2 separate regions of the Homo sapiens genome follow, and region 2 is linked to region 1. Evidence: chromatin loops called from intact Hi-C (ENCODE). Cell type or tissue: gastrocnemius medialis. All regions are shown on one strand. Each heading gives the region's core, and the rest is flanking DNA. Links, peaks and the distances in the headings are about the cores only. Region 1 holds the start of LINC01018 (long intergenic non-protein coding RNA 1018). Region 2 has its middle 65 kb from the start of UBE2QL1.

What was found. A loop is a pair of places that touch in the nucleus more often than their neighbours do. Peaks named below come from ENCODE experiments on the same cell type or tissue, not always from the same donor. Only the 100,000 strongest peaks of a DNase experiment are listed, where the experiment ranks them.
Region 2: a loop joins it to region 1, with 12 times the contacts of the local background. A loop is called at or near these places in 2 of 110 quality-filtered maps.

What each region holds. Positions count from the first base shown.
Region 1 is chr5:6,567,830-6,583,013 of GRCh38, forward strand. LINC01018 (long intergenic non-protein coding RNA 1018) reads left to right here and starts at 14,307. Exons shown (of 5, transcript NR_024423.2): 1 at 14,307-14,437; 2 at 14,591-14,772. In gastrocnemius medialis, for the core only: CTCF peaks have their summits at 7,011 and 9,264 (motif pointing left); DNase peaks (open chromatin) are centred at 7,002, 8,332 and 9,222; H3K27ac peaks cover 2,514 bases.
Region 2 is chr5:6,505,779-6,520,962 of GRCh38, forward strand. No RefSeq gene overlaps it. Among named protein-coding and RNA genes, the nearest start is that of UBE2QL1, 65 kb to the left of the region's middle. RefSeq lists an enhancer at 1,105-1,314. In gastrocnemius medialis, for the core only: no CTCF peak of the experiment used is centred there; no DNase peak of the experiment used is centred there; H3K27ac peaks cover 1,818 bases.

The DNA of each region.
Region 1 (15,184 bases), core at 2,629-10,628:
CCTGGGACTCAGGGGCTCACCAGGCTGAAATGAAGGTTTCAGTAAACTGTTCTTGTCTGGAGGCTTCCCTGGGGAAAGATCCACCCCCCATCTTTTTGGGGTTATAGGGAATTTAGCAGGACTGAGGTCTCTGTTGTCTTTCTAGCTACCAGCCAGGGACCACTCTCAGCTTCTAAAGGCTACCCACAGGCCCCTGCCATATGGCATCTGGCAAGGGTCCCTCAGATGTGCCATCTCTTGCTCCAGGAAGGGATTGTCCCTTTTAAGGATTCACCTGATCAGGTCAGGCTTACCAGGGTAATCTTGCTTTTGATAACTCAAAGTCAACTGATTGGCAGCCTTCTCATGGGCATGATGTCCCATCACATTCTGAGGGGCTGCCTGCCACCCAGGGAAGGGGATTACCCAGGGCATACCCACCAGGGAACAGGAATCCTGAAGGCCATCTTAGAACTCTGCCCATCACACCTTCCCATGCCCATAAGATGTTTCACTGCATCTCATTTACCCGAAAGCACCCAGGTGATAACAGGTGCACACTGAGGTTCTCCACTTAGTTTGTGGAGCCTCGGGGGAAAAAAGGTTTTAGTCTGGGGTGTTGAAGGAATAAAGATGAGTCTTGACTTTTCCGAAGGGCCCTGCCTCTGTGTAACACCTGGGAAGCATCACTTGTAAGACACGCGCATTTGGAAGGGCCAGCACGAGCTGCTCCATCTCACTGGACAATGAGGTCCCTGGTGGTTTCCAATTAGGCTGAGCTCATTGGCTTAATAGTCCGGCCCCAGCTGTTGCCTGGGCTTGAAAGAAAGAAAACTGGGTCAAGCAAATGATTTCAGGCATTCAGAGCAGTTATTTCCACTAACCAGCCTGTCTGCCCTCTGGATACTGTCAGTGCTTTGAGAATGGGCTGGGTTATAGTTTCTCCACCATGGCTGCCCATCAAGACCACCCAGGGACCCACCCACCTAGACCTGTCATCTTAGGTTCTCTAAGGTGGGCCCAGGGTTTTCTCAAAGCCACTCGGGTGATTCTAATGGCCAGCCAGGGTGGAGAACCACTAGATTGGATAATCATTTGGGAAACCACTTCTCACAAGATGAAAATTAAAATACCAGTTGACTTTGTTGAAGGGGATTCAGTTTATTAGAGCAAGAAGTAGAGCCCTGCAGGGCGTGGAAATGCATTTTGGAAAGAAATGCAAATGGGGAGGAAATGGCTTGTTTCAGGACATCCAGATGCATTCTATGAGTGCGCATCGAGTACTCCCAAGTGCAGGGTGCTAAGACACAGACAGTTGTGCACAAGCTCAACAGGGGCCCTGCCTCCTGGAGCTGATAGTCCCCTGGAAATCAGACGGGAAGAAGGGGAAAGACGGGAAGGGGAAAGACGGGAGAGGGAGGGGATAATACAGTAGCAACACAATGTGTCCTTCAAGCTGCTAAGATCCTGAGCTTGTTTTTAAACTGGAGCACAGCAGAATTCAACTCTGCCTTTAGGTGAGAAAAATCACATCACATTTGTGTTAAGAGAAAACACATCCTGAAAATTTATGAATGAAATGATAGTGTCTCGTGTGTGTGTGTGTGTGTGCATCAGGGGACCAGTCTGCATAGATATAACTAGATTAGACAAAGGTTGTCACTTGTTGGAGCTGGGTGACAGCTGCATGAGGAAGGGTCATTGTGCCATTCTCCCCACTTTTGTATGATTGATATTTTCCATAAAAGAAACTTAACTAAATTAAATTAATAAATCAAGAGACAAAAGAATGACATATTCTGATGGTTAATACAGTGTCAACTTGATTGGACTGAAGGATGCAAAGTATTGATCCTGGGCGTGTCTGTGAGGGTGTTGCCAAAGGAGATTAACATTTGACTCAGTGGGCTGGGAAAGGTCGACCTACCCTTAATCTGGGTGGACACCATCTAATCAGCTGCCAGTATGGCTAGAACATAAAGCAGGCAGTAAAATATGAAAAGACTACACGGGCCTAGCCTCCCAGCCTACATCTTTCTCTCATGCCAGATGCTTCCTGCCCTCGAACATTGGACTCCAAGTTCTTCAGTTTTGGGACTCAGAATGGCTCTCCTTGCTCCTCAACTTGCAGAGGGCCTGTTGTGGGACCTTGTGATCATGTGGGTTAATACTTAATAAACTCCCCTTTATATGTGTGTGGGTGTATATATATATATATAAAGGAAACAGGGGATAGCCATGTTACAAATGCACTGAAGACCCCTGCTGATATATATATACACACACATATATATCCTATTATATATACACATATATATCCTATTATATATACACATATATATCCTATTATATATACACATATATATCCTATTATATATACACATATATATCCTATTATATATAATATATAATATATCCTATTAGTTCTGTCCCTCTAGAGAATCCTGACTAATACACATATCAATTAAAATTTTAAAGGTATATTTAAAAAAAAAAAGCTAAGAGTTCAAAGTGGAGCAGAGAACTGTTGTATGAAACCCTTAGCAATACTCAACTTTTCAAACTCTGCACATTACTACCTGGCACACGTATAAGTCTAGAAAGCAGACTTCTGCAAAACCCCATGTCGGGCTGCGAGCCCTGCCACAGCCTGTTGGCTGACGACATGGAGATTATCTGTTGTGGCGTGTGCCTCCCTTAGACACAGCACGAGTGGGGAGCAGCCTCAGGGTCCACAGGCCTGAACCCCCAGCACTGGGTACAGTGTGCAGCCCAGAGAGGGCCTGAAAAACCAATGGCTATTTACAGAGCAGAAATGAATCAACACAAGCACTCATTTTCTCCCCGTACCAAGTCCGGTCAAGCCCTTGTGGAAAACGTTTCCTGTTTGGGGATCCACATTTCCAAAGAACACATTGGACAGAGTCAAGAAGAAAGTCCTTAGCCAAGGCTAACAGCACAGGCTGGGGGAGGGGAACTGTACAGGGCCACGCTGCTTCTCCACAGCACACCCAATGGAGGACAAGTGGGTTTCTCTTCTGGAAACAGGGGATAAGCCACGTTAGGGATGCACTGAAGACCCCTGCTGAGTGACATCTTCACAGGCCCAGGCAGGTCCTGCCTGTTTTCTCACCAGCTGTCCTGAGCACACATCACAGTCCTAGGCTCACAAGGGTGAGTGGTGGAGGAAAGGAAGAGAGGGAGGAGGGAAGGAGGGAGGGAGGAGGGAAGGAGGGAGGAGAGAAGGAGGGAGGGAGGAAGGGAAAGAGGGAAGAGGGAAGGAGGGTGGGAAGGAGGGAGGGAGGAAGGGAGGAAGGAGAGAAGGAGGGAGGGAGGAAGGGAAAGAGGGAGGAGGGAAGGAGGGAGGGAGGAAGGGAAAGAGGGAGGAGGGAAGGAGGGAGGGAGGAAGGGAAAGAGGGAGGAGAGAAGGAGGGAGGGAGGAAGGGAAAGAGGGAGGAGGGAAGGAGGGAGGGAGGAAGGGAAAGAGGGAGGAGAGAAGGAGGGAGGGAGGAAGGGAGGAAGGAGAGAAGGAGGGAGGGAGGAAGGGAAAGAGGGAGGAGAGAAGGAGGGAGGGAGGAAGGGAGGAAGGAGAGAAGGAGGGAGGGAGGAAGGGAAAGAGGGAGGAGGGAAGGAGGGAGGGAGGAAGGGAAAGAGGGAGGAGGGAAGGAGGGAGGGAGGAAGGGAAAGAGGGAGGAGGGAAGGAGGGAGGGAGGAAGGGAAAGAGGGAGGAGAGAAGGAGGGAGGGAGGAAGGGAAAGAGGGAGGAGGGAAGGAGGGAGGGAGGAAGGGAAAGAGGGAGGAGAGAAGGGAGGGAAGGAGGGAGGGAGGAAGGGAAAGAGGGAGGAGGGAAGGAGGGAGGGAGGAAGGGAAAGAGGGAGGAGGGAAGGAGGGAGGGAGGAAGGGAAAGAGGGAGGAGGGAAGGAGGGTGGGAAGGAGGGAAGGAGGAAGGGAGGGAGGAGAGAAGGAAGGAAGGAAGGAAGGAAGGAAGGAGAGAGGGAGGAAAGAAGGGGAAAGACGGGAAGGAGGAAGAAAGGGAGGGAGGGAGGAAAAAGGCAGAGAAGCGGAAGGCAGAGAAGGGAGAGAGGAGAGGGAGGGAGAAAAAAAGGAAGTAGTCTGTCATTAAGGGAGGTTATGGCATATTCCATGGGAGAACTTTTATTCTTTTATTTTTGTACCTTTTTAATCTTTTTCTTTTTCTTTTTCTTTTTTTTTTTTTTTTTTAGAGACAGAGGCAGAGTCTCCCTATGTTGCTTATGCTGGTCTCGAACTCCTGAGCTCAAGAGATTATCACAGGAGACTTTTTAAAGAAAACACAAAGCTTTTTGGGATTTGGACCATTGAATTGCAATATTGAAAATGCAGTGCTCAGATCAGCGGGGAAGACCTGAGCCTTGCAGGAGGATGCCAAGACCCCAAGTTGGCAGTTCCAGGCTTCACGACTGGGTTATACACAGCGCCGGCTTCCTGGTCTCACAGGGAAACAGGTCTCGGCCTCCATCAGCCCCCATTGTGTGCAGGGCGATCCCGCACAGGAGAAGCCTGGGGTGATGGCTCTGCGGCGAGCAAGCTGGCTGGGCTGAACTACACTGCCCAAAATTCTGTCTCGTGTGGTCCTCGTGGAGCGGACAGCAAGGGATATGCTCTCCTGAGAGTTTTAGGGGAGGGAGTCAACCTCTTTGCAGCTTGTCTGCCTGGAGGGTCTGCTGCGTGAAACAGCAGCCGGATCTGCATCTGCTCCATCCTCGGCGCCCCTCCCCAGGGCCTTCGGCTCTCCCACACCCTCGGCAGGCTGTGTGAGCCCCGGGATGAAGGCGCAGCCTCTGCAGGACACCCTCTCACCGAGGTCAGGGGCAGTGAGGACGGATGCGGGTCCCAGTCCATCCTCAGGAGGTCCTGGCTTGCGGGGCCCCAGCTCATCCTGGCGGAGTCTCACCGCGTGTTTAGGGGGTTCCCTTCCTGACCGCCTCCCTGTGGGCTTTATCACCAGCCTCTCCATGGCGTAGGCTCAGTCCCTGCGGCAAATTCCTACTCATGGTCGGCTTCTCTGGTGGAAGTCTGACTGAGAGCCACTAAATCAGGGGATCCCTGGGCCTAAGCTGACGTCGGTGGCTGAGGTCCTGGGTCGCCGCACTCACCGGTCACTCCTGTGCCCCACCACGGTCTGCCAGACTCAGTTGAGTAAGTGTGGGCAGGGTCCCTGGCTCAGGGCAGGTGGCCGTCCCAGAGTCTTTTTATTTAGCGATGCTCATCGCAACCCTAGTTTGCCGCACACCGCCTCTGCTCGCAAGGGCTCCAAAGGCCTTGGAGAAGCAGCTTGGATGGCTGGTTAAGGGTGTCACGTTTCGAGACGGGCATGAAAGGAGCCGGGGTTCCCAATTCCTGACCTCCGAGCAGGTTCCTCACCCTGGGCACTGCTGCCACAGGTGCACCCTGCGCACTGGAGGACATTTAGAGGTATCCCTGGCCTTTGCCCCCCTGATACCAAGAGTACCCTCCCCCCACAAGTTGTAGCAACCAAAATGTCTCCAGACATACCCTATCCCAGGGGGCAAAATCGCCCCCGATGGAGAACCACCACCTTCGATGCGGACCAGATAAATAAAGACCGAGATACTTGAGGAGGAGGGCTGCACACTGTCCTTTTTGGGGGAAGGTCTGCCCTGCATTTCCAAGTTAAGTACTTCTTATTCTCTTGGTATTGAACGGCCCCTTCTCTCTTGAAGATCTTGATGATCCAGAAAAACTGTGTTTCACGATCCTTCTTGGCAATCACATTTTGGTCCCCACGATTGCCTTTGAGAACCGTGTGGGTCTATGGAATCTGAATGCCTGAGATAGCTGCACGTGTCTCCACCCTGGCTGGTGGGCTTCTCTGCTGGTGTCCCCAGCAGGCCCCACAGTGCCTCGTGTGGCACGTGCGATGCAGAGCGAGATGTGAGTCCACAGGATCCCTGGCGTGTCTGCTAAAACACAGGTGGTGGTGGCTGAGCCCTATCAACAGCGAGCTCTGCTTCAGTAGCCTGAGCTCCTCTCTTGTGGTTGGTCTTCATTTATTTCCATAACTCTGCACTCTGGACTGCTCTCCTCCAGCCTTGCACATGCCGGGGGCGGCCCTGGCAAGCACTGCTCTGTCCTGCCCTCCTTGCTGCTCCTCTGAAGGTCACACTATCCTTTGACCCTGTGCCCCACGTCCCCACCCTGGGGAATCCTCTCTAAGTGCTTCTGTACCTTTCTTTCCTCCCTGCTCCGTGGCTCTGCTCCCCTTTCTGCGCTTACTTGTTCTGCAGGTGGGGATGTCAGATAAGATACAGGCTGGGCATTACATTTGGATTTCAAATAATGAATACTTTTTTAGCAAAAGTGTACCCAGAATATTGCATGGGACATATTGTGCTTTAGAGCTATATTTGCACTGCCGATCTGTCAGTCACACGGAACTGGGGACCCTGTATTTGTATTTGCTAAATTTGGCAACCCCTGGCTTCCCCAGCTGAACGTTTGCCACATCCAGACTCCTCTTGTCGGCGTCTCTGGCCCAGCCTTCTCTGCGCTTCACTCACAGTTACTCCTCCCGGCGCTCCCCTGGTTTCCTCGTAGGTACGTTAAGAGCCACTGTTCACCCACAGGCCAGGGATGATGAAAGAATAGCTCCTGGCAGCAGGGCCACTATCCCCAAGATGTCAAAGGGTGAGCGGAGGGTCAGGGAGCTGCCGCAGTGCTCAGGGCTCACACGCACCATGGGCCGCCAAAGGAGGGGCTGCAAGGGAGAGCCAGCTCAAGAAGCTGGCAGGAAATGTGCACCACATCTGTGCTCTCCAAAAGCCACTGCAGCTGGAGACAGGTGTCCTGACCACTGCTTAAGGGTCCCACGGTCACATATGTCTCATGAATCAGATCCACATAGCAACATCATGTGCTTCCCTTTCCTCCTCATTCCAGATGGGGAAGCTGAGGACACACAGCCGGGCTGGACCCACGCTCTTGCCACATCATGTGGTTGGGTGCTGCCCTTGTATGGCAGACTGAGTAAATTACAGACAGCAAGTGACTCTCTCCCCTCTCCTGTCCCGAGGCATCAAGGGCTATGAGCTGAGAAGTCAGGGAGGGACCTGCTGAGAATGACTCCAAGCTGGAAAATGCTGAATGTTGTTCGGCACACCTGCCAAGGGTGTCTTTTGTGCTCAAGGAATGCTTTTGACTTGATCAGAGCCCACACTCTGTGATGACAGCTGTTAACTTGATAAAGTGCAAATACATTTGTCCAGGAGAAAAGATGACCCCAGAGGCCACACTCTTACTCTCGGTAGGCGATGGCCCAATTTTGCATGTCCGTGGCCAAGATATCCCAGCGTCTCTTTTCTGACGGACTGCATAAATCAAATGCCCATTAAACCAGCTCCACCATCCTGCTGCTCCCCTCATTGCTGAGTGAAATGAATCTTCAACGAATTGTTGGCCACACTTCACTATATTTTAAAATTATACTCAGGCCCCGTGATAGCATGCTTGTGTTTACCATGTTCTGCATACACTGCAAACCAAGCCATGTTTAAAAAAAATTATTCAGTAAAAGTCTGGCATTATGATTTATCTATAGACTAATATATGTCTTGTCCCCTAATACCAACATCGTGTCTTAAAAAAGTAGGCTGAGCGTGGTGGCTCATGCCTGTAATCCCAGCACTTTGGGAGGCCAAGGCAGGCAGATCATGAGGTCAGGAGTTCAAGATCAGCCTGGCCAGCATGGGGAAACCCTGTCTCTACTAAAAATACAAAATATTAGCCGGGCATGGTGGCAGGCGCCTGTAATCCCAGCTACTCGGGAGGCTGAGGCAGGAGAATTGCTTGAACCTGGGAGGCAAAGGTTGCAGTGAGCCGAGATTGCACCACTGTACTCCAGCCTGGGTGACAGAGCAAGATTCCATCTCAAAAAAAAGAAAAAGAAAAGAGGCTGGTCACAGTGGCTCACGCCTGTAATCTCAGCACTTTGGGAGGCCGAGGCGGGTGGATCATGAGGTCAGGAGATCGAGACCATCCTGGCTAACACGGTGAAACCCCGTCTCTACTAAAAATACAAAATAGCCGGGCGTGGTGGCGGGTGCCTGTAGTCCCAGCTACTTGGGAGGCTGAGGCAGAAGAATGGCATGAACCTGGGAGGCGGGGCTGGCAGTGAGCCGAGATCGCGCCACTGCACTCCAGCCTGGGTGACAGAGCGAGACTCCGTCTCAAAGAAAAAAAAAGAAAAAGAAAGGAAAAAAGCAAGGAAACAGCTTGTTGGAACAGGACTGAGGCAGCAGCCAGCTGGAACCCTGCCCTCTGGGAAGGCTGCCACCAGCTTTGGTGTCCTGAGCGACACCACCAGACTGACTGGGGGCATGTTTCACGTTTCAAGTCCAGTGACAGTGCCATTTCCATATCTGTAAAACCCAGAGGAGTCAGCGCTATTCTGGGGAGTAGCCATGGTGGCATGTCCTCTCAGGTAACCCTAATTTGGACGGGAAAGGAGGCATCCCACAGGAGTGTCTCCAGGGAGGACCCGATGTGAGGGGAAGCCAGGCAGTCATCTCAGGGAGAGTGCAGGGGACCTGGGCTCCGGCCTCACCTCAGCCCTCTCTCAACAGCAAAGCAGGTGGATAGGGGACCTGTAAGACCCAGCTGTGGGGGAGAGTCTTTTGCAAAATTCCTAGAAGCAAAGCCATGTTGTCCCTCAAAACCATTAGTCAAAGAGCCCAACAGTGTTCCAAGAAAGTCCTGGTTTCTCACAGATCTTAGCCACCTGACATTCAAGAGCAAAGTTTCTTCCCAAAGCCTCACCCAGTCACTCCATCCTTTCCACCCCGGCAACCTTCAAGGGCCAGCATGCCCTGCAATGTTTCTTTTTCTCTACAATCACTTCCTCCTTGAGCAAAGTTTCTTCTGATTCATGGCAACAAGAAAAGAAAAAACATTTGCCCTTCCTATATCTCTCTCCGCCTAAACGATGCCAAATGCTACACAAAGAAAAAAAAGAAAGAAAAGAAAAGAAATAAACAGGATGTGCCTTAAATTACAAGTGGATATTGAATGCTCATCAGTTTGAGAACACTCTGTGATCCAGGGTTGCAGTGGAGAAACACAGGACAGAACCCTTAAGACATGTGGCGAGAGAGAGACAGACAGAGAAACAGGGACAGGGAGGTTTGTTTAAAGGCATTGGTTTACTAGATTATCAGGGCTGGCAAGTTCAAATCCATAGGGCAGGCCATCCAGAATGCAGGCTGGAAACTCAGGCAGGAGCTGTTGCTGCCACCTTGAGGCAGAATTTCTTCTTTCTCTGGGAAACCTGTTTTGTTCATAAGGTCTTCCATTGACGAGATGAGACCCACCCACATTTTTGAGGGTAGCCTTCCTGACTTAAAACCAATTGATTGCAGATGTTAACTGCAGCTACAAAATACCTTCAAGGCAACTCCTGAATTAGTGTTTGATTAAATAAGTGGATACGAGAACTTAGCCAAGTTGACCCATGAAACTGATGATCACAAAATACAGAATTAAACTTCCAGCGTGGTGGTGCGCACCTGTAATCCCAGCTACTTGGGAGGCTGAGTGGGGAGGATTGCTTGCACTGAGGAAGTCAAGGCTGCAGTGAGCTGTGACTGCACCATGGCACTCCAGCCTGGGCAACAGAGTGAGATCCTGTCTCAAAAAATAGAAAAGGAAAAATTAACCTTCCAACTAGAGTGTGCATCATTCTCCCTGCCATTTTGGGCTGCCCAGGCAGGCGACACTGACTGGCATCTGAAGAGGCACAGGGCAATGGTGTCTGAATCATCCCCAGGCAGCAAGACACACACAGTGAGCTCTCAGCCCCTGCCCCATGGGCCCTCTGAATATGCATGGAAATAAAGGAGAACTCTGCCTTCCAAGACTCCCAAACAAAGTAAGAGACCACAGGTTTAGAGCTCAAGAGATGGTTTCACCTCTTCTCGCTCCCTGTCCAACCCCATGTATGGCTGGGAAACGGAGGCCTGAGCGGGAGTCCATGTGACTCTCCCAAGTAGCGGCGGATGCAGGACTGGCCGTCAGGCCCACATCATGTATTCTATTTGAAAATGCTGCTGTCCACATGACTACAAACCCCACGTGACTAGAGCCACTAGTTCCTCTTTACCCTGGTTCAGTTTGAAGTGACAAGGATTATTCAAATAATCCCCCAACTCCCTTCACCTCAAAAACTATCCATATCAAATCAAGAAAAATATCCATTGAACGTCTCTCATGTGTTATAGCAGGGTATTGATTTCAGAGAAGTTGGGATTTGCAGTCCTCAGGAACGATGTCTCTGTGCACAGGTGGGGTGTACAGGGGAGTGACACAAGAGCCCCCAGATCTGCTGCGCCCCACCCTTCACTGGGGAGCTGGGTACCATGAGCTGTGGAAGGTGACCCAAGTGCGGGCTGATGCCCTGCAGTCCCAGCTTTGTGACTCAGGGTGAATGCCCTTCCCCATCCATCCTCTAAAATGAACAGGGAGGGCTAATTGAGCCCTAAAATTCTGTGTGTTGGCAGATAATGACATTCTTCTGTGATTACAGAAATTTATAGTTGTTATATTTTTCTGTCCATGACATCTCTTTGGTTTTAGCCATGACTTATTTGCTGCCACATCCTCGGTATGACAGGAGATCCCCAATCACTTTATACCATCCATTACTTCCATTGTTCCTTTGGGAAAATGCTGCCTGCTTTCCAAAGCAGTTTCTAGAAATGCGTTGCACAATGCCTGTGGTGTCTGTGCCCTCATCCGTCCTTGTTGCCTGGTGAAAGAGCTTCTGTGACTGTCGGGAGGATCATCTGAGAGCTCTCTGCCACCCGTGGCTCCCCACAGCAATGGTCCTGAAGGTGCAGAGGTGTGGAAGGGCTGGAGAAAGAAAGGTCCCGAAGTTACACTGCCTCCGAGTCACCTCCATGTCACCACAGATGCCACGGTGGGGAGGTGGGGGTGACCAAAGGGAGCATTCCAAATATTTGCAAGCACACCTCATAAACCACTGCACTCACTTCCAAAGAAATCAATCCTCTTGGTAGTTCCTGCGTGTCTTGGAAGCTTTTGGAATGTTGGAACGTGTTCATTCTTCAGAGAAATGCAAATTCCAGCCAAACACAAATTTACCTCCCACCGTACGAAGGAAAGTCTCCTGAAAGTACCGGCACATGGCACAAGCAGAGATCTTGTGCAAGGGCAGGCAGCGACCATGGACAGGAGGATTGAGGGAATCACCTAAGTGGGCTGAAGCGGGGGCCATGCCTTTGGAATGCGCAGGTTCTAATGTCTCTCCAGTGGCCTCCATCCACATTTTTCTCTTCAGGACAGTGTGTTACCAGTCTACAGTCTCACTGGGCAGGCGCCACCTCCACTTTTTGTGGATGACACCTCCTGCCGGGGCTTTGCAGGGAACTCAGAGGAGCCCTGAGGCGTGTGGATAAATTTAGGCAGCTGTATTAGTCCATTTTCATGCTGCTGATAAAGATGTACCTGAAACTGGGCAATTTACAAAAGAAAGAGGTTTAATGGACTCACAGTTCCATGTGGCTGGGGAGGCCTCACAATCATGGCAGAAGGTGAAAGGCACATCTCACATGGTGGCAGACAAGAGAAGAGAATGAGAATCAAGCAAAACGGGTTTCCCCCCTATAAAACCATCAGGTCTCATGAGATTTATTCATTACCATGAGAAGAGTATGAGGGAAACCACCCCATGATTCAATTATCTCCCACTGGGTCCCTCCCACAACTCTTGGGAATTATGGGAACGACAGTTCAAGATGAGATTTGGGTGGGGACACAGCCAAACCATATGAGCAGCTCTGCTGCAAGCCAGGCCCAGGTGGCCAGAAGGTTGGTTCCTCAGGCGAGCTTGGTGAGACCCAGATGGCATTGTAGACACACAGGACATGAATTTGCCATGTACATTCAACATCCCTCTAAAAGACATGGGAACCAGTTCCACAGAGCAGGCAATTCCCTCTACCCTGGGACTCATGAGCAGAGCTCCATGGTGAGCATGGAATGGGCAGCCTCCGCTGCTGTGCACGGGCAGTCTCAGTTCCCAGCCAGAGTTTGAGGACGGGTTTCCTCACTACAAGCCACTCCTTCATCAGAGGCTGACGTGGAGAAGATCCACTCCAATTCCAGTGCAAAAGCCACCACACTTTCATTCTGACCACACAAATGTTCTCCCATAGGAGTTAACTTTACTCTTTTTAAGTGCCCTATTTATTTTTAACAAGTAATACACAGATGTGGAACAAAATTTAAAGGTATACAATGTGTTTCCCTCTAATTGCCATCCATGAGGCACTCAGTCTCCTCTCGAGAGATGAGCCCTGGATCAGGCTCCCTGCATGTCTTTCCAGAGAGATCCATGTAAAGTAGACAGACGCCAGAGATTCTGCCCATCCGCGCCTTGCTTTTCTGCATTCACCAAGATATATTAGAAACATGCATCAGCAAATACAGAGCTGCCTGACGCTTTCAGCAAGTGTGCGATGCCATTCCCTTTTGTGGATACATGGTAATTTATTCAATCAGTTCCCTATTAGCAGGTGGTTTCCCATCTTTCACTCTTGCGATGCTGTGTGATTAACTTTGCACATCTGCCTCGAACACTTACCAAAAGATATGTTGGATAAATTCCTGGAAGTACAATTCCTAAGTCAAAAGGTATGAGTGTTTTTAATTTGATAATTATTACCAGCCAGTAGGTTTAATCAATGCATACCCTCATCTGCAATATATGAAGGTACCTGGTCAATACAGCTATGGGAGAAAGCTCATGGTTCAACTTTGCACCCTCTAATGAAATGGGGCATATATCAACATGTTTATTGGCCATTAGTGTATATATATATATATAGATAGATAGATATTTTTACCTCTTTCTCTGTTGATCTTTTTCTGTTTGATTTGGAGGCACTCTTTGTTTATTAAAGAATAAATTAGTCCCTTGATTTGGGATGCCTTTCCTTTTGTTTGTTTGTTTGGTGTTTTTTTTTTTTTTTTGTCATGACTATTTTATGGGTCTTTTTTCATTCAGAAGATTTTTGTGTGGTTGATTTTATTGTTTTTTTAATGTATCTGGGTTTGGGTTCAAAATTTTAAAAGCCTTCCTCACTCCAAGACTGCAAGTCTGCTGACTTGAAATCCCCACACTTCCCCCTCTCACACACACAATGTATAAAATTTAACTCTATTGCAGTTAAACTGCTAAATACTGTCAGCCAAAATTAAGGCTATTGAGGCAGAAATAATTTGAGAAAGGTTTACTGGAAGCCAAATGTGAGGATTGTTCCAGGGTCAGAATAGTTCTATGAGAAAGTTTAGGAGCAGGGAGGGGAGGGCACTCCTTACATTGGAGTTGTCCTTTCCATTGGAGGGTACCAGGGTGTCCCAAAGAGGTTACAATCATTAGCTTCAGATTACAACACAAACACATGCTAAAGCATTCTATCTGCAAGACAACTGGCAAAACTTCATGATTCAGAGACAAATCAGGGCCTGGTGCACTGGTTCATGCTTGTAATCCCAGAGTTTTTCGAGGCTGAGGTGGGGGATCCCTTGAGGCCAGAAGTTTGAGGTTACAGTGAGCTATGATGGTGCCACTGCATTCCAACCTGGGCCACAGCTCAAAGCCCCATTTCCAAAAAATAAATAAGTAAAACAGAAATAAATCAGTGTCTTTTTTCACATTGATCTGTATGTTGACAGTTGGAGAAGGGTACGAGAAGATCTGAGGGATTCACGAGAAGACCCTTTACTCAGGGGACAGGATGCAAACCATGCATCATGAAACCTTCCCCAAGCAGGTAACTCGGAAGGCTGCCAAGTGGGACCTGTAGGCTCTCAGCACCTAGCCGTGGAATGACAGATCCAAGCTGGAAGGGATACGGACAATCCATAGGTCCCACCCGCCTCTTTCAGCAGTGAGAGAATTGAGACACCGTCGGGTGTCTCCTGAGGTCACCCAGCTAACTGGCCCCAAGAAGCACAGGCCCCAGGAAGCCCACCCTTTGTCTCCCCCAGATTCTGACCAACCCCCACATCATCTCCTTGCCTGGTTTCTCTGGGGAACCAGGAAAAGAGCTGAAGAGTAGCTTCTGCTTTATAATGTTCACATTCCATTTCTAGTTGAAATTCAGTTGATTTTTAAATAATGCATCGCCTTAGATTGTGGGTTTTGGCAGGAATTTCAAGATACAGATAAAATTCCAGAGAGTAAAAAAGAGAAACACGTTTACTGCCAATTCCTTTTGAGGGGAATAGAAAAACATATTTTTGAATAAGCTCATCCTGGGTTCAGCTTCCCCTGTGAGAAGGACACATATAACAATAAGAAATTAAGGGTTCGGGAAGGAGAGGGGCCACCCTGTGCTCACCCCCACACAGCCCTGCAGGAAAACCCAGTGAACGGTGCCCAGGTGCCTGGCTGACTCCTGGGCCGGGAGGGGACATGGAGGGACAGTGGCCATCAGGCTCTTTGTGGACACTGGGGATTAACTACTGCTCGTTCTCAGCTCACTGGTGTCCAGCCCATCAATAACCTCATCAATAACCTAACTTTGGTCAATTAGGTTGGAGTCCGAAGGTGACTGATTTGCGGCAAGGTTTTCTCTCTTCCTCTGTAAAGTGGAGTCCTTCATCATTCATCGCAAGTAGACAACTCGCTTCCTAATGCCTCTGCATTAAGGAGCCAGGCGCTGCAGCTCTTTGGTACGTGACCTCAAATAGATTCATGCGTCCTTCTGCTGACACGGTGAGTACCTCCTGGAGTCCAGGACTCAGAGCATGGACACACCCTAACTCCAGCTAGGGGAGGGCGAAGCCACCTGCACCTGGGAGGCTGGCGCTGCCTAAGCGGGTCAGGCAAGTCCTCGCCTTGGAGGGGAGAGTCCTTAGTGATTTTCCCTGGCTCTGCTCCCACCGACGAGACGGACTCAGGAGGGGCGAACGGTATGTGGGGCGGGGACGCTTTGTTCAGATGGCGTCATCAACCCCAGGTCCGTCTGGTCTTTTTTATTCACTGCATATTAAGGTGCGTGCGGCCTGTGGCTGGTCCCTGTCCTGCACACCTGTATGGCCTGGACTAGGCCTGAGCGCCTCAAGGGCCGAGCTGGGTCCTCCCCACCCGCCGGATTCCCCAGCGCCCAGGCTGTCTCCAAAGAATC
Region 2 (15,184 bases), core at 2,440-10,439, 62 kb before region 1:
TTCTGGGCCAGGTTCATTACCTTTCTCTCCAAAGCTCATCAGGCCAGGACTAAATGAAACACAGAGTCATGTGTGAAATAATCAGACTGCTGCGTTGGATCAGATTGTCTCTCCGGGATAGCCGGGGCCAGCAATTTCTGTTGGAATGGATGGTCCTAGAGACAGCCCTTCGCAGGAATCCAGGGCAGGGGTGAAAGCTTCTGGTGCTGCCCTTGGGTGCAGAGGGTTCATGCCCAGGCAGACCTGCTGGCAAGACCTGCCTGCGGGAAGACATGTGCCTTCCCATCCCAAGCCACCAACAGAAGACTGTCATTTCCCAACCACAAACAGAACACAAGCCTGCCACATGAGCAAGACCTGAGCAAAAATATCAGTCCAGAGTGTGCCCTATAATTTACTTTCCCTCTCATTTTCTTCTTTCTTTCTAAAGCTCCCTTTTGCTTCCCCCATCATTCTGAACATGGGGTGGAAGTGCGGGACACATCCATAAAAGGTTCCCGTCCTGCTTGGGGTCGCCTGGTCTGAGGCTGCACTGATTCCACTGAGGCCTGCCAGGGAGGGGCCCTTGGAACAAAGATTCCTTGGGAGGAAGCAGGGCTGCGTGGGCCGGCAAGTGACAGAATTCACACAGAATGGCCCAAATTGCCCACTTGAGCTTCCTCGAATTCTATTTCTGTGGATTCTTTTTTTTCCCCATTTTAGTAGGGAAAAACACTTTATATTTCCTGTACATTTTTACTTAAAAGGAATCAAAGGTAAAGGGAGCAGTGAGAAAGCAGAAATGAAAAGGAAATCTGTGGTCAGGAGGCTCCAAGAGACTGTGTGAGTTGAAGGGGGCCATCTAAGATATTTAAGGGGCTGCCGCAATGTCAGGCGGACCATAGAGCGGGAGGGATGGGGGATCACCTGACTCTACCCCGGGGCTGGCATGGGTGAGAGGAGGGGGCAAGAGAAGAAAGGAGGCGGGTTGTTCTGAGCTCATCAGCCGCCTCTGCGGCGGCCCCGTGTGTGCACCCTGCAGCACGTGGGCCTCGAAGGACGTGCAAGTTAACCCAGTTAGGTCTCCTGAAAGTCCCTTAGCACTGACTCGGGGCCAGCCTGGGGACCACAGGTCACGCACCCCTTTCATCAGACAGGAGTTTTCAGGCCAGGTGCCCTTCTCCGGTGACCAAAGAGCAGAATTCTCAGTGGTGAGGACGCATCTGCACAGCCCAGCCCAGCCCAGGCCAGCAGACCATAAAAGGCCCAAGACCTGCCACAGGTGAGACCAGCAGGGGTGAGAAAAACATAGGCCTGGCCCGGTGCGACTGGCAGACTCATGGCCTCTGAGGACATCCTAGCAGACGTCTTCCCCAGGACCTGTGCCTATGTCACCTCCAGTGGCAAAGCGGACTTTGCAGGGGTGATGAAGTGAAGGCTTTGCAGGGGTTGCCCTGCATTGTCCAGGTGGGCCCAGTGTCAGCCCAAGGGTCCTATCAGAGCAGAGAAAGAGGGTCAGAGTCAGAGGAGACGTCACGACAGAAGGCAGGAGTTGGAGTGATGTGAGGAAGAAGCCAGGAGTCATGGTACACAGTAGCCTTTAGAAGAACCAGATTCTCCCCTGGAGCCCCCACACGGAGCCGGCCCTGCTGACAGCTTGACTTTGGGATTTCTGACTTCCTACATGGTAAGACAACAAGTGTGTGTGCTTTCAGCCACTATGTTTGTGGTGTTTTGTGATGGTAGTGACAGGAAACCAACACACCTGAGCCTCGAGGTGAGCTACCTGAGCTGCAGGTCTGATGTAGTTTGGATGCCCCCTCCAACTCTCATATTGAATTGTAACCTCCAGTGTTGAAGGAGGGGCCTGGTGGGAGGGGTTTGGGTCATGGCGGGCAGATCCCTGGTGGCTTGGTGCCGTCCTGATGACAGTGAGTGAGTTCTCAAGAGAGCCAGCTGTTGGGAAGGGTGGCACCAACTCTCCCTTGCTCCCACTCTGTCATGTAACGTGCAAGCTTCCCCTTCTGCCATGATCGGAAGCTTCCTGAGGCCTCCCCAGAGGCAGATGCCAGCACTATGCTTCCTGTACAGCCTGCAGAATCGTGAGCCAATTAAACCTCTTTTCTTATAAATTATCCAGTCTCCAGTATTTCTTATAGCAATGTGAGAGCAGCCTGACCCAAGGTCCCTGCAGGTGACCTTGGGGCCTCGACACTCACAGGACATTGAAAATCCCAGGGCCGGGCTGTTCCCATGCTTATCACATCGGACTGTCATCCAGCCAGGGCCACAGGGAGTGGGGCTCTGAAGGTGAGAATGATTCCGGGGGTTTAACGAAGAAACTTTGACAAGGGTGGCTGGGGGCGTAGGGTCCCCAGGGGACAGTACGGTCACCTGAGTCTAGAAGCACCTGACCTGTGAGCACCCCAGGCCTAAAGAATAAGGGGAGAGCATGCCCCCCAACCCCGGAAGGGTAGAGAGAGCTACCTTGGGGGTCAGTGACCTCTGTTCGAGGTGCCCCAGCACCTGATGAACTCTGGGGACAAAATAAACGAAGCCCCCATGTTCCCTGGTAGAAGTTGCAGCTCCTGGGAGAGAGAAGTCCCAGTGAAGGAAAGAGACGCACAGACAAGGGCAGATTCGCATGAGCTCTGTGAGCCGGGGAGCAGCTCGGGGGCCTCGGCTCCTGTAGAAGCAAGTGCGGTTGGGGAGCAGCTTCTGACCTTTGGGTTGCCATGGCCAGGTCAGGGAGTATCCCAGGCAGCAGAGCAGCTTCAGCAAAGGTGACAGAGGCAAGAAATGGCAGGAATGGTTGGAGGAACAGAGGGGTGCACAGCCAGCGATGGGCACGTTAAGCCAGACAAGCACAGGGAAGGCTGAGCTGCATTTCTAGAGCAACGAGAGGCCATAGCACAGGAATGGCCATCTTTGATTGTCCCCAGTGCCCAAAGCAGAAAGGCCCAAGACAGGGAGGCCATTCATTACAGACATCCAGTAGAGAGAGGCCAGCCATACATCTGGGCAGCAATGGCCATGGGTGTGGGGGAGGGGAGATACTGAGACTTGTGGCAGCACCTGGTGACAGCGTGCTCCTCGGGGGTGGTGAGCGGCATGAGGAGTCCAGGCTGATTGCTGGGGCTTCACTCTGAGACATGTACATGGCAACACTCCCAAATCATGTTCAGCCACGTCTCCCATCACAGCATCTGGTCCTTGTGTCCGCCCCCAGCACCTCAGGCTCAACGGTCCCCAAGGGACTCGCCATCCACCTGAACATGTGTGCGCTCATTTTGCCTTCCTCTGTGAAGGTCACCACAACCCACTCTCCACCCATGCTGGAGTCCTCGTCGCTCCCATACACACAGCCGACACCCACTCAGTCTCGGCCTTTGATCCTGGACCAGGACCCAAGGCTGGGCACCGCCTTCTCCACCACCTCCCTGGTTGGATTGCTGCCTGGACCTGGCTGGCCTTCGTGGCCCTGCTCTGCCCTGGAATGCCTGTTCTCCCTGTGAGAACCAGAAAGGCCTGTGAAGAGCCACTTTGGTCTGGTCTAGAAATCACTGACCATCCCTAACACCCACAGAATACTCTCAGCTCTGGAGACAAAGTGGCCCGTTCCAACCCAGGGCGGTCATGCCAGGCCTCTCTAGAACACCCTTGAGTGTCCCCCTTCACTAACTGCAAAGCCACAGCCTCCGGGTGACCCCCAAGTACAGGCTTCCCGTTCTCCGTTTCTACTGGGACCCCTCTCCTGCTCCTCCCCGGTCCTTGGAGTGTACCAGCCATTGCTCTCTGCCTCGGGGATTTTGCCTTCTCCTGCCTGAGGTGCTCCTTCCTCAATACTTGCTAGCTGGCCTTTGCCTGAAAGCCTTGGATTGACACTTGCCTTCACCGTGGGGCCCATTCCCAGCTACTCTGTCTGTGATGGTGACCTCCTCCACCCCATCCCAGCTCCCGGACCCCCTTGCCCTGCCCTGAATTTTGCTGGGCCTTACCTGCCATGTTTCAACATTTAAAAAAAAAAATAGAGAAAGAGATGAATCTCTGGATTAAAGGTTTTATTTGGAATAATATGCAAGAAGTAGGATTGCACTCTGGGGCATACATGCAGAGCAGAATGGCCTCCAGCATGTTCAAAGAATACAGGGAAAGGTTAGGGTGTCCTGGAGAAACAGGAGGTTATGCAAGTTTTTTTGTTTTTTTGTTTTTTTTTTTTGAGACGGAGTCTCGCTCTGTCGCCCAGGCTGGAGTGCAGTGGCGCGATCGCGGCTCACTGCAAGCTCCGCCTCCCGGGTTCACGCCATTCTCCTGCCTCAGCCTCCGGAGTAGCTGGGACTACAGGAACCCGCCACCACGCCCGGCTAATTTTTTGTTTAGTAGAGGTGGGGTTTCACCGTGTTAGCCAGGATAGTCTCGATCTCCTGACCTTATGCAAGTTATTTTAAAAGAAAGTTCAATGGCACTGGCAGCATTTTACAACAGCTGGTGAGTGTTCACTGGCAAATGTCAGTAGCTGCTAGATACAACTTCTAATCTTGGAATTAGAGTTAGGCACCTGTAGTTTTGCACTGGGTTTGTGAGACAGTGTATTGGGCAACTGTTTATGAGTAAGCAGCTAGCTGTGCTGTGTGACTTATCTAGTAAGCTGTGGTTTGGAAAAAGTTCTTGTGATAGTTCCTATTATCAGGCAAATAGTGCATGAGAGCCCCTCCTGTATTAGTCTGTCCTCACACTGCTATAAAGGAATACCTGAGACTGGGTGACTTACAAAGAAAAGAGGTTTAATTAAACCTCTTTGGCTCACATTTCTGCAGGCTGTACAGGAAGCATAGTGGCTTCTGTTTCTGGGGAGGCCTCAGGAAGCTTACAATCATGGTGGAAGGGACAGAGGAAGCAGGAACATCTTACACGGCTGGAGCAGGATCAAGAGAGAGTTGGGGGAGGTGCTACACACGTTTAAACAACCAGATCTCACAAGAACTCACTAGCTCAATGACAACATCTCAAGAAGGATGGTGTTAAACCATGAGAAACTGTCCCCATGATCCAATCACCTCCCATCAGGCCCTACCTCCAAAACCAGGGATTACAATCCAACATGAGATTTAGTGGGGACACAAATCCAAACCATATCACCCCCGTTCTTACCCTCCCCAGCTCCATTTGCCAGGGTTTGACACAAGTGATTCCATTTTGAGTCTTACAACTTTTACATTTCCCCGTTTTGATGAAGATCTTTCTCTGAAAGTATTGCAGATCAACTATTCTGTGGTTAGGTTTTGATTGTCCTGCTGTGCCAGGACAGACCTGTCCTTGGTTGCTGGTCTGGTCCTATGTCAGGGGAAGTGATTGGCAAAGAGGAGTTAGTGTCAAAATCCTCTTAGCCACATTTGAGCAACCAAGGAGGTCTGGAGAATGCGGCTGTCAGGCTAAGTCTACCTGGAGTCCACTGTTAAGTTTCATGTTGTCAGTTCCGTAAGTGTTAGTTATCATTTGAAGTGCTGGGCCAGCATTACTATTTTTGGAGTGTCATTCCTGCAGAGATTGGACAGACAACAGGTACAATGTTTAAAGGAAATAATTCAGAGTAAATTGAATTATGCGTAACTCAATTATGTTCCAGCATAATTATTATTTATTATGCAGGAGCATAAAAAATTGAGTTTATGGCCAGGTGCAGTGGCTCACACCTATAATCCCAGCACTTTGGGAGGCCAAGGCAGGCGGATCACCTGAGATCAGGAGTTCGAGACCAGCCTGGCCAATGTGGTGAAACCCCATCTCTACTAAAAATACAAAAATTAGCTGGGTGTGGTGGTGGGTGCCCATAATCCCAGCCTCTAGGCAGACTGAGGCCAGAGAATCGCTTGAACCCGAAAGGCAGAGGTTGCAGTGAACTGAGATCGCGCCACTGCACTCCAGCCTGGGTGACAAGAGTGAAAATCTGGCTGGGCACGGTGGCTCACACCTGTAATGCCAGCACTTTGGGAGGCCGAGGCGGGCAGATCACGAGGTCAGGAGATCGAGACCATCCTGGCTAACACAGTGAAACCCCATCTCTGCTAAAAATACAAAAAAAATTAGCGGGCGTGGTGGGTGCCTGTAGTCCCAGCTACTTGGGAGGCTGAGGCAGGAGAATGGTGTAAACCTGGGAGGCGGAGCTTGCAGTGAGCTGAGATCGCGCCACTGCACTCCTGCCTGGGCGACAGAGTGAGACTCCATCTCAAAAAAAAAAAAAAAAAGAGTGGAAATCTGTCTCAAAAAAAAAAAAAATCCAGTATATTCAATGGCTTTGGACCAAGAGCCCAAGCTCAAGCCTATGGGCAACAACTAAACTAATCAAAAGGCCAGGGGGGAACTGGGCAAGGCCTGTTGTAGCCTTTGAGTAGCATTCCATGACTTGGCTGAATTAAAGCAGAGTGCCAACTCTACAAAAGGGACCACTAGCACAATTTGAACAAAGAGCTGTGTTAAGGATGTTGTTAAAGTTACCCACTAGATGGACTAAAGGAATTTTTAGGTCAAGTTCTGTCAAGTTACCCATAGCAGTTACTAACTGTGAAATTTTACCTTCGGCATAATCCTGACAAGCAACAAAGGTAAGAGTGTAGGAGTCTCATTATAATATGGAGGCTTGCTCTGATGTCTTGGGAAAAGCTGTCTACAGCGTGAAGTTGGCAAATTGTTGTGCAAATGTCTCTGATTATGGCACTGGGCAGTTTGGTGAACTCTCTGTACGGTCCAAACATCAGGCACAAGATTTGTCCCTTGAAGTGCATTCAGTTTCAGCCTATAGGGCCTCAGGAAGACAACAGTTCTTGTTCTTTTTCTTAGTGGGAGGGTTGTAACCAGATATTGAGGAGAACTCGAATTCAGGATCTAGTACAGCCTACAGGTAGATAACAAGAACTCAAAAACAATTCACAGAGCTGCAGTCCAATGGCAGGTGATATTATAGTCATTCTGATATATTTGCCAAAGATAATTGGAGTAAGAATAATTTGCTTGTAAAATAAATTTAGTTTCATCAGATTTGGCCTGATTATTTACAAAAGTGTAGCAAGAATAGTGATTTAATCTTGGCTTGAACTTTTTTTCTTTTTTGAGGCTAGAGAGCCTCAAGGCAAACTTTGGATTTTATCTATAATGCCTATATGCAATTTTAAACATGACATGTTACTAAAATCTTGGTAATACAATTGACATTTCTAGATGCATCTTGTTATAAAGAAAACAGATTTGTATGAACTTATGCAAATAGCTATATCATCATAAATTAAAAATTCACAAATAGTTTTTGAATTTTGAAGGATCAAGTTGGAAGAAAAAAAAATGTTTTCACCTTCATTTATAATGCTAGACTTCACCAAATTGCTGTGAACTATGGGTAACTTAAAACAGAAAGTTGTATTTAGTCTGGAAAGCAAAACATTTAAGAATCAACAATGTTTCAAATAAAGAACCAACAACATTTCAAACAAATATCAAAAAAATCATAATTTTTATCAGTTATTCAATCTCACATAATTTTGTTCTGCTTAATCTTGATTAGAAGTTTCATGAATCCATCAGTTTTTCATTTGAGTTTTTAAAAGTTTTATAGTCCACTGATCTTAAAAGTTATTAGAAGCCTGTATTTAAGAGCACTCAGTAGAGTCTTTTTTTATTAACCTGATTGCAGATGCCTTTAGAGAAAAATCTACCTGTAGATGACAATAACTTACAATGATAATAATTAAAATTGGATAAAGTTCAGCAATCGACAAGGAAATTCAGTTATTTCTATTGCATTTTAAGATAACAACCAGAATCATAATTGACAGCATCACATCAGAACTATTAGACTTTTATAAATGTCATATAATGTTTAAATATTCACATCAATAACATATCCACTTAAATATAAGTTTTAAAAGATCTAGTATCACTTTATTATTTGGCAGTGCTTTTTACATAATCTAAAATATCAAATAAGCCTAACGAGAAATACATCCTTTGAGGCTTTTAAGGAAACCAACTGAAAAATCCCAAAGTCAATTTTAGGTTAAAAAGACTTTAATTATAATCTGATTTTGAGAAATTTGTCAAAGATGTTAAAAGGCTTAAAATATTTAATTAAAATAGAATCACTTGTCATTGAGAAATAATAGTCACTTATTTACCCAGAATGATATTTAAAAGATGTCAAAAGCAAATGCAAAAAGTTACATAGTTGAGAGGAAAAAATCTTAGACCTGAATTAGAGATGACTTCATTTTCCCAAGTAATCAAAAACCTAATAAAGATGGCACAAAGCACACGAAACTGCCTTACAACACACTATCTCTGTTTCTTAGGCTGTTTATCTAAAAGGTAGAAACAAAACAAAACACATCTCCTACAATATGACTGCTTCTTTTTATTGGAAGCCTGTTTGGATAACCTGGAAGTCAAACCTGATGAAAAAAGTACTTGAATTCAATCAGGTAATGGAATAGTAGGCATCTAAGGTTGTTCGTGTACACCAATATTATAGAAGAATCATATAATCAAGAGAACCAATACCTGAGCAGGGGAATGCATGGCTTCCAGAAAAACTAAAAGAATGTGAGACTGCCCGGTTACATACAGCAATTTAGGCACCACGAGAAAATCTAAGAGTACAGAATCAAGTTCTATAAAAGAAAACATTGTTCTCTTAGGCCTTAGCGAAGCACTCTCAGCATCAAACCGCAACAGCAGTCAGATCTGGAGTGGTAAAAGCTATAGCAAAAGAAGAAAAATTTGAGGGAGAAAGTCACCGCTTTAGTTAAGCAAAAAGATGTGCCTTTTTAAGGAGAGAAGGAAGAGGAGTGGAAGGCAATGATGCATGACCCACAGATTGCATGTAGTGACATGGGTAAGAAGCCAGACCCTTGAGATCCTGAATCAGAAACACTTTAAGAGGAAGACTCTACACTGAGAAATAAAATCATCATTTTAAATGAAGAAGACAGCACTTCCAACTTGAAATTAGATAGAAACTGTAAAACAGGAAAAAGCTGTAGTTCAGAAGATGGCTGGAAATTTAAAGAAACCAATTTCAAAATTGAAATCAAAACCCTTTACGATGCTTTGTTTTGTTTTTTCATAAGAGCAAATCAACATCTTAAGAAAACCCTGCTCCAAACATACAGGACAGACTCCAGGCCTTTATCAGTGTGCCCTGACATCAGTGCTCAATTCTCAGAAAACCTTGTAAACGATTCCCTTCTGATCCCAGCCAGCCTGGTCACACATGAAACTCCAGCTCCCTGTGCCAGGCCCATTCTTCACAAACTCTGCATGAGCTGCTCAACCCTTTCAGCATTCTCCTAAGCCCCCAGTCTTGGTCCTATGTTTCCCCCTTTTTATATATTGAAACATTCAGTTATTTTACCTTAGGACAAAAATTATCTTTATTCCCTTTGTCGCTGAGACCACACAACATTCTTTCCCATACAAAAATTATTTTGTGTATATTTTGCATACAGAATATACATCTATTACATATATTAATTTGAAGTTTTAATTTTTAGTAACCTTAAGTTTTAGTAAAAACCCAGAAAGTAACTTTGAACTATTATATCCTGTGGATATATTAACAGCTCATGACTATATGTTTTATAATCTCGGCTGGGCGCGGTGGCTCACACCTATAATCCCAGCACTTTGGGAGGCCAAGGCAGGCGGATCACCTGAGATCAGGAGTTCGAGACCAGCCTGGCCAATGTGGTGAAACCCCATCTCTACTAAAAATACAAAAATTAGCTGGGTGTGGTGGTGGGTGCCCATAATCCCAGCCTCTAGGCAGACTGAGGCCGGAGAATCGCTTGAACCCGAAAGGCAGAGGTTGCAGTGAACTGAGGTTGCGCCACTGCACTCCAGCCTGGGTGACAAGAGCGAGACTCTGTCTAAAAAAAAAAAAAAAAAAAAAAAATATATATATATATATATATATATATATATATATATATATAAAATCTATAAAAACATTTTTATAGAACAACTTCTGAATGTGGAGGAAGACACATTTATTTACTAATAGACCCAAATGTCTTTTGTCTTTTTATACAATTTAGGAAACCAAAAGTAAGTAAACTTGAATCTCTGTTTAACAATTCATGTTTCAGTATTTTATTTAGAAATGACCCAGCTATAGAACACATGGACACAGGGAGGGGAACAACACACACTGGGGCCTGAAGGGTGGAGGAGGTACGGCGGGAGGGAGAGCATCAGGATAAATAGCTAATGCATGCTGGGCTTAATACCTAGGTGACAGGTTGATAGATGCAGCAAACCACCATGGCACATGTTTACCTATGTAACAAATCTGCACAGCCTGCACACGTATCCAGGAACTTAAAAAAAAAGAAAAAAAGAAACGACTCAGTTATTTTATGAGTCTCTATTATTTAATTCAACGTAACATATCTAAGATTTCAAATTCCATGAAAAGTTTAACTATAAACATTTATTCCATTTATATTCACTTTATTTTTAACAATTGTACCTAGATTACTTATGCAAACTGAGATGTTAGACAGAGCTAGTTATTATTTCAAATTATTTTCCTGTCAAAGAAAAACCCTAAAAGTTAAAGTATTGTCTTTAATATACAGGAAACAATGGACATGGCATTGCACTCTTTTCTGTACTTTTGTTCTTAGGTCAAACACGTACTTTTATGATTTTAAATCATTTAACAGAGACAAATATAACCTTTGGCCAAGAAACCCAGGACCCCCCCCCCGCCAACAAAAACAATAATGTGTACTAACAATTCTGAAGGTATCTTCATTTTCATTTTGTCAACCAATTTAAAGTCAGCCTATTTATCAAAGATAATTAAGTCAGATGACCTAAAAGGAATTTAGGATAATTACTATATTTGTGATCAATTATTTTATGTAAGTGCTTGTTTTTTTCTTTAAGCCAATTGAGTTATTTTACACATTTTGGTAGAAAAATATCATATTAGCATATAAACATTTTTAAAATTATATAAACATATAGACAAAGATCTTACAGTTTTAATTTAAGAAATTTTGTCATGAATAAAACATAGTAATATAAAGTCATTAGTTTATAAAAAGAGAATTGAATTCTAAATATATGTCTGACAAAATGGAACAAGGCTAAACTCGGAGGTTTTTCATTTGCCCCGATAGCTAATCTTATGAAGGCTCTGAACCAAATTATGTGAGGAGGCTTAAAAGATAAAACTTACTCTAACAAGGTCTGTGCGGTATTTCCTTCGCTTTAATTCCTGGTCCTTGAAGATAAGAGTGTTGTTTTTCCTTCTAGTTCAGGGAGTTTGTCTTTTACATGGGAATTGCATCTTTTGCTTTTAAGAAACAGCATGAAGGTCAAATGATTCTTTTTTGTACCTGCTGTTTTTCAAGTGTTGTTACTTATATAGTCAGTATGCCAGAATAGCTGAGGAGTTTTGGAAAATAGATTTTAGCTTGAGGAGGAGGCGTGGGAAGGTGGGCAAGGCTCCCAAGGGGAGACAGCCCAGCTGGCTTTGAGACAGTGTTTTGCAGGAAGGCAGTCCTTGAGTCCTGGGTGCAGCTTGAAGCTTTGAGTTACCCACTGAGATGCCCATCCTATCTGGACTATCTGATTTTAAGTCAGAGTCTTTTCGTATAGTTCTAAGAAAAACAAACCGTTTGAATGACCTCCATAATGTTTGAACGTGTCACCAGCTAGAGTCCCAGAAGAAGGGAACTATCTTAGCCTGCCTTTGAACTTTAAGAGCCCATACTTTAAACCAATGTATCGAGGCAAGTCAGCACTAAGGCCAAGCACATAAAAGCAAAATATCAGGCGTGCAAAATGAAACCAAAGAATAAGGTATGTGCTCACTGGGAAGGACGACAAAGCCTTCTTTAACAGGAGGGAAAGTCCCTCATAAATCAGGAGAAGAAAAGGCCCTTGTATCAGTCCATTTTTATGCTGCTGAAAAAGACATACCTTAGACTGGGCGATTTACAAACGAAAGAGGTTTAATTGGACTCACAGTTCCACATGGCTGGGGAGGCCTCACAATCATGGCAGAAGGGAAGGAGGAGCAAATCGCATCTACATACATGGCAGAAGGCAAAAAAAAAGAAAGAAAGAGAGTTTGTGCAGGGGAACTCCTCTTTTTAAAACCATCAGATCTCATGAGACTTATTCACTATCAACAGAACAGCATGGGAAAGACTTGTTCCCATGATTCAATTGCCTCTCACCAGGTCCCTCCCACAACACGTGGGAATTCAAGATGAGATTTGGGTGGGGACACAGCCAAACCATATCACCCCTCTTAATAGGAGACCTCAGCAGCAGGAGGGGAAAAGACCCCTCACAAACAAAACCCAAATAAAACCAAAGAACTCAACTGAAACAAAAATGAGAGCTCAACTCAAGAAAGAGTCATGGTACCGGGGGAGGAAGCAACCCCTGGAAGCCAGGGGCAGGGACACTCAAGGAGCCCCAGAGTGGGCACCCCATGCAATCCTTCCAGGGGCGTTGATCTCTCCAAGGTGAGTCAGCTTCAAACCCCACTTCTGACAACAGGTTATGTCAACATAAAAAAAAAGAGAGCTGAATCTCTAAATAAGAAGGTTTAATTTGGAATAATATACAAGAAGTAGGATTACAATCTGGGACATCCATACAGACCAGGGTGACCTCTGGTGGGTACAGAGAACAAAGGAAAAGTTAGAGTTGATAGGGGAAAGAGGAGTTGCCCCATGTCGTTTTGAAAGAAAGTTCACTGGGGCTGGCAGTGACTTGCAAGAGCTGGTGCGTGCCAACGGGCAAATGTGAGCGGTTGCTGGGTGTGACTTGCAATCTTGGAGCTAGGGTTAGGTCCTTGTCATTTTGTATGGGGCTTGTGTGACAATGTGCCAGGCGAGTGTTCTTGTGTGAGCAGGGGGCTGTCCTGGTGCTGCTGGCTGCCCTGGTGCTGCTGGCTGCCCTCGTGTGACTCCTTAGTGAGCTCCAGTTTGGGAAAATTTCTTGTGAGAGCTCTCATTATCAGGCAAATGGTACGTGAGAACCCCCGCTGCTTCCCTGGCACTATTTGTCAGAGGTTGACACAAGTGACTCCATTTTGAATCTGACAACTTTCACAGTGTGCACTCCTTGTGTATTAAACTGGAATTTATGGCTCTCTATGTGTGGTGAAGATCTGTGCACAGGTGCACCCAACTGCCTAGGCACCACCTGGCATGGAGGAACCTCCCATCTCTCACTGCCTCCCCCCGTTTCACCTGTTCTCTGCCCACCAGAGTGGACTTCATTCTGTTCCTGGCCTGGGGCAAGGCTAGATCAGCCCCACACAGGCCACCATGACCCTTCCAGGTTGGGTTGATCCTGCCCATTCTATGCTTCTCCACACCTGCCCCTCCTCCTGGCACCCCGACTGGGTCATAGCCCTCACCACCCTGTTGTAAAGTCCAGTTTCCTGGTTGTAGGGTGCTCAATAAGCATCTGTTACAAGAACAAGTGGAGGAGAGTGAACAAATCCCCGGGGATTCTGATGAGGCCTCAGAGAGGGCTGGACCTGTGGAAGCCCAGAAAAAAAAAAGTCCTGAATGATTGAATCATGTCTCTGCAGGGTCACATTTCCTATCTCAGGCAGGTTGCCAAATTTAACAATTAAAAATACAGACTGCCCAGTCAAAGCTGAATTTCAGATAAACAGCGAGTGATTTTTTAGTGTAAGTATGTCCCAAATGTGGTATGGGACATTCTTACACTAAAATGTTGATTGTTTTTATCTGAAATTCAAACTTAACTGCACATCCTATGTCTATTTCAACTGTACACTAAAGCATCCTGTACCCCAGGGCATCCTGTACCCCAGGGCATCCTGTACGCTAGAGCATTCTATACCCCAGAACATCCTCTACCCGGAGCATCGTGTACCCCAGAGTATCCTGTACCCCGGGGCATCCTGTACCCTGGAGCATCCTGTACCCAAGGCATCCTGTATCCCAGAACATCCTGTACCCCGGAGCATCCTCTACCCAGAGCATCCTGTATCCCAGAACATCCTGTACCCCAGAGCATCCTCTACCCAGAGCATCCTGTACCCCAGAGCATCCTATACCCTGGAACATCCTGTACCCTGGAGCATCCTGGAGCATCCCAAGCAGAGGGAAGACTCCTTGGGAGGCACTGTGGCAGCATGAAATTTCCTGACTCAGAGGCTGAGCACAAGCCCCACTGTGGCAGGGAGGCCTGGCTCTCTCCCCAGCTGGTTTCTCTCCATATCCCGCTCAGCATGCACTGCCCATCAGACAGCAGAGGCTCAAGCTTCCCAGCCAGGGAGGAAACAAGGAGCTGCCTCCCCAGGGACAGGAGGTACAGGCATGATGAAGGGTGGCACGGGAAGGACCCCTGAAGGGTCATAGGTTGACCATAGGCAGGCAGTGAGCAGCTTCTCCCCCTGCCTCCAGACCTGGATCGAGCCCGCCCCTTTCCAGTCCAGTCCTGCTCAGCCCCTTAAGAACTTTGCAAGTCCCTGTCCTTCATTTAAAAATACCTCAGCTGATGCCAGCACCTCTTTGAGAAGGCGTGGTGAGGACTCAGCAAATGAGGTGCTCTCCCAAGTTGGAGCATCTGCGAGGCCTCCAGCCCCAGCCCTGGAAGTCAGCAGAGATGGACCATGGAGCCGTCTGCCATGTCTGGGGAGTAGAGCAAGGTGAACTGGCCACCAGAGACTGAGCTTCTTCCTGCTCAGGGCAAACATGAGCCCCATCTGTGTGGGCAGAGGCACCCACAGACCTGAGCCCCTTCCTATGCCCCAAATGGTCTGGCCCCAGCTCTGAGGGCCTCAGAGCAGGAACTGCATGTTGCAGTGGAGGAGAGCCAGAGGGTGTGGCTCCCAAGCAGCCCATACCCATTCCACAATCAGGAGGAATGGGAGAGGCCATCCCAGAAAATGACAGGTGAGCAAATACCGACTCAATTTCCAACATGGATAGTTCCAGAAACAGCAATTCTATGAAACCTAGATCTGTGACTGTTGATAATTACTTGCCAAAGTCCAGCATGGCTGTTCACTTACATGTTAGGGCAAAAGATCCTCTCCTCGGGGGTGTGAGTGTGTGGTGAGGGAGCTCCGGGGCAGATCATGGTGCATCTTGGTTCTGGGGCAAACTTGTGAAGCCCCTGCCTATGTCCCATGGGTAGGAAGATGGAATAT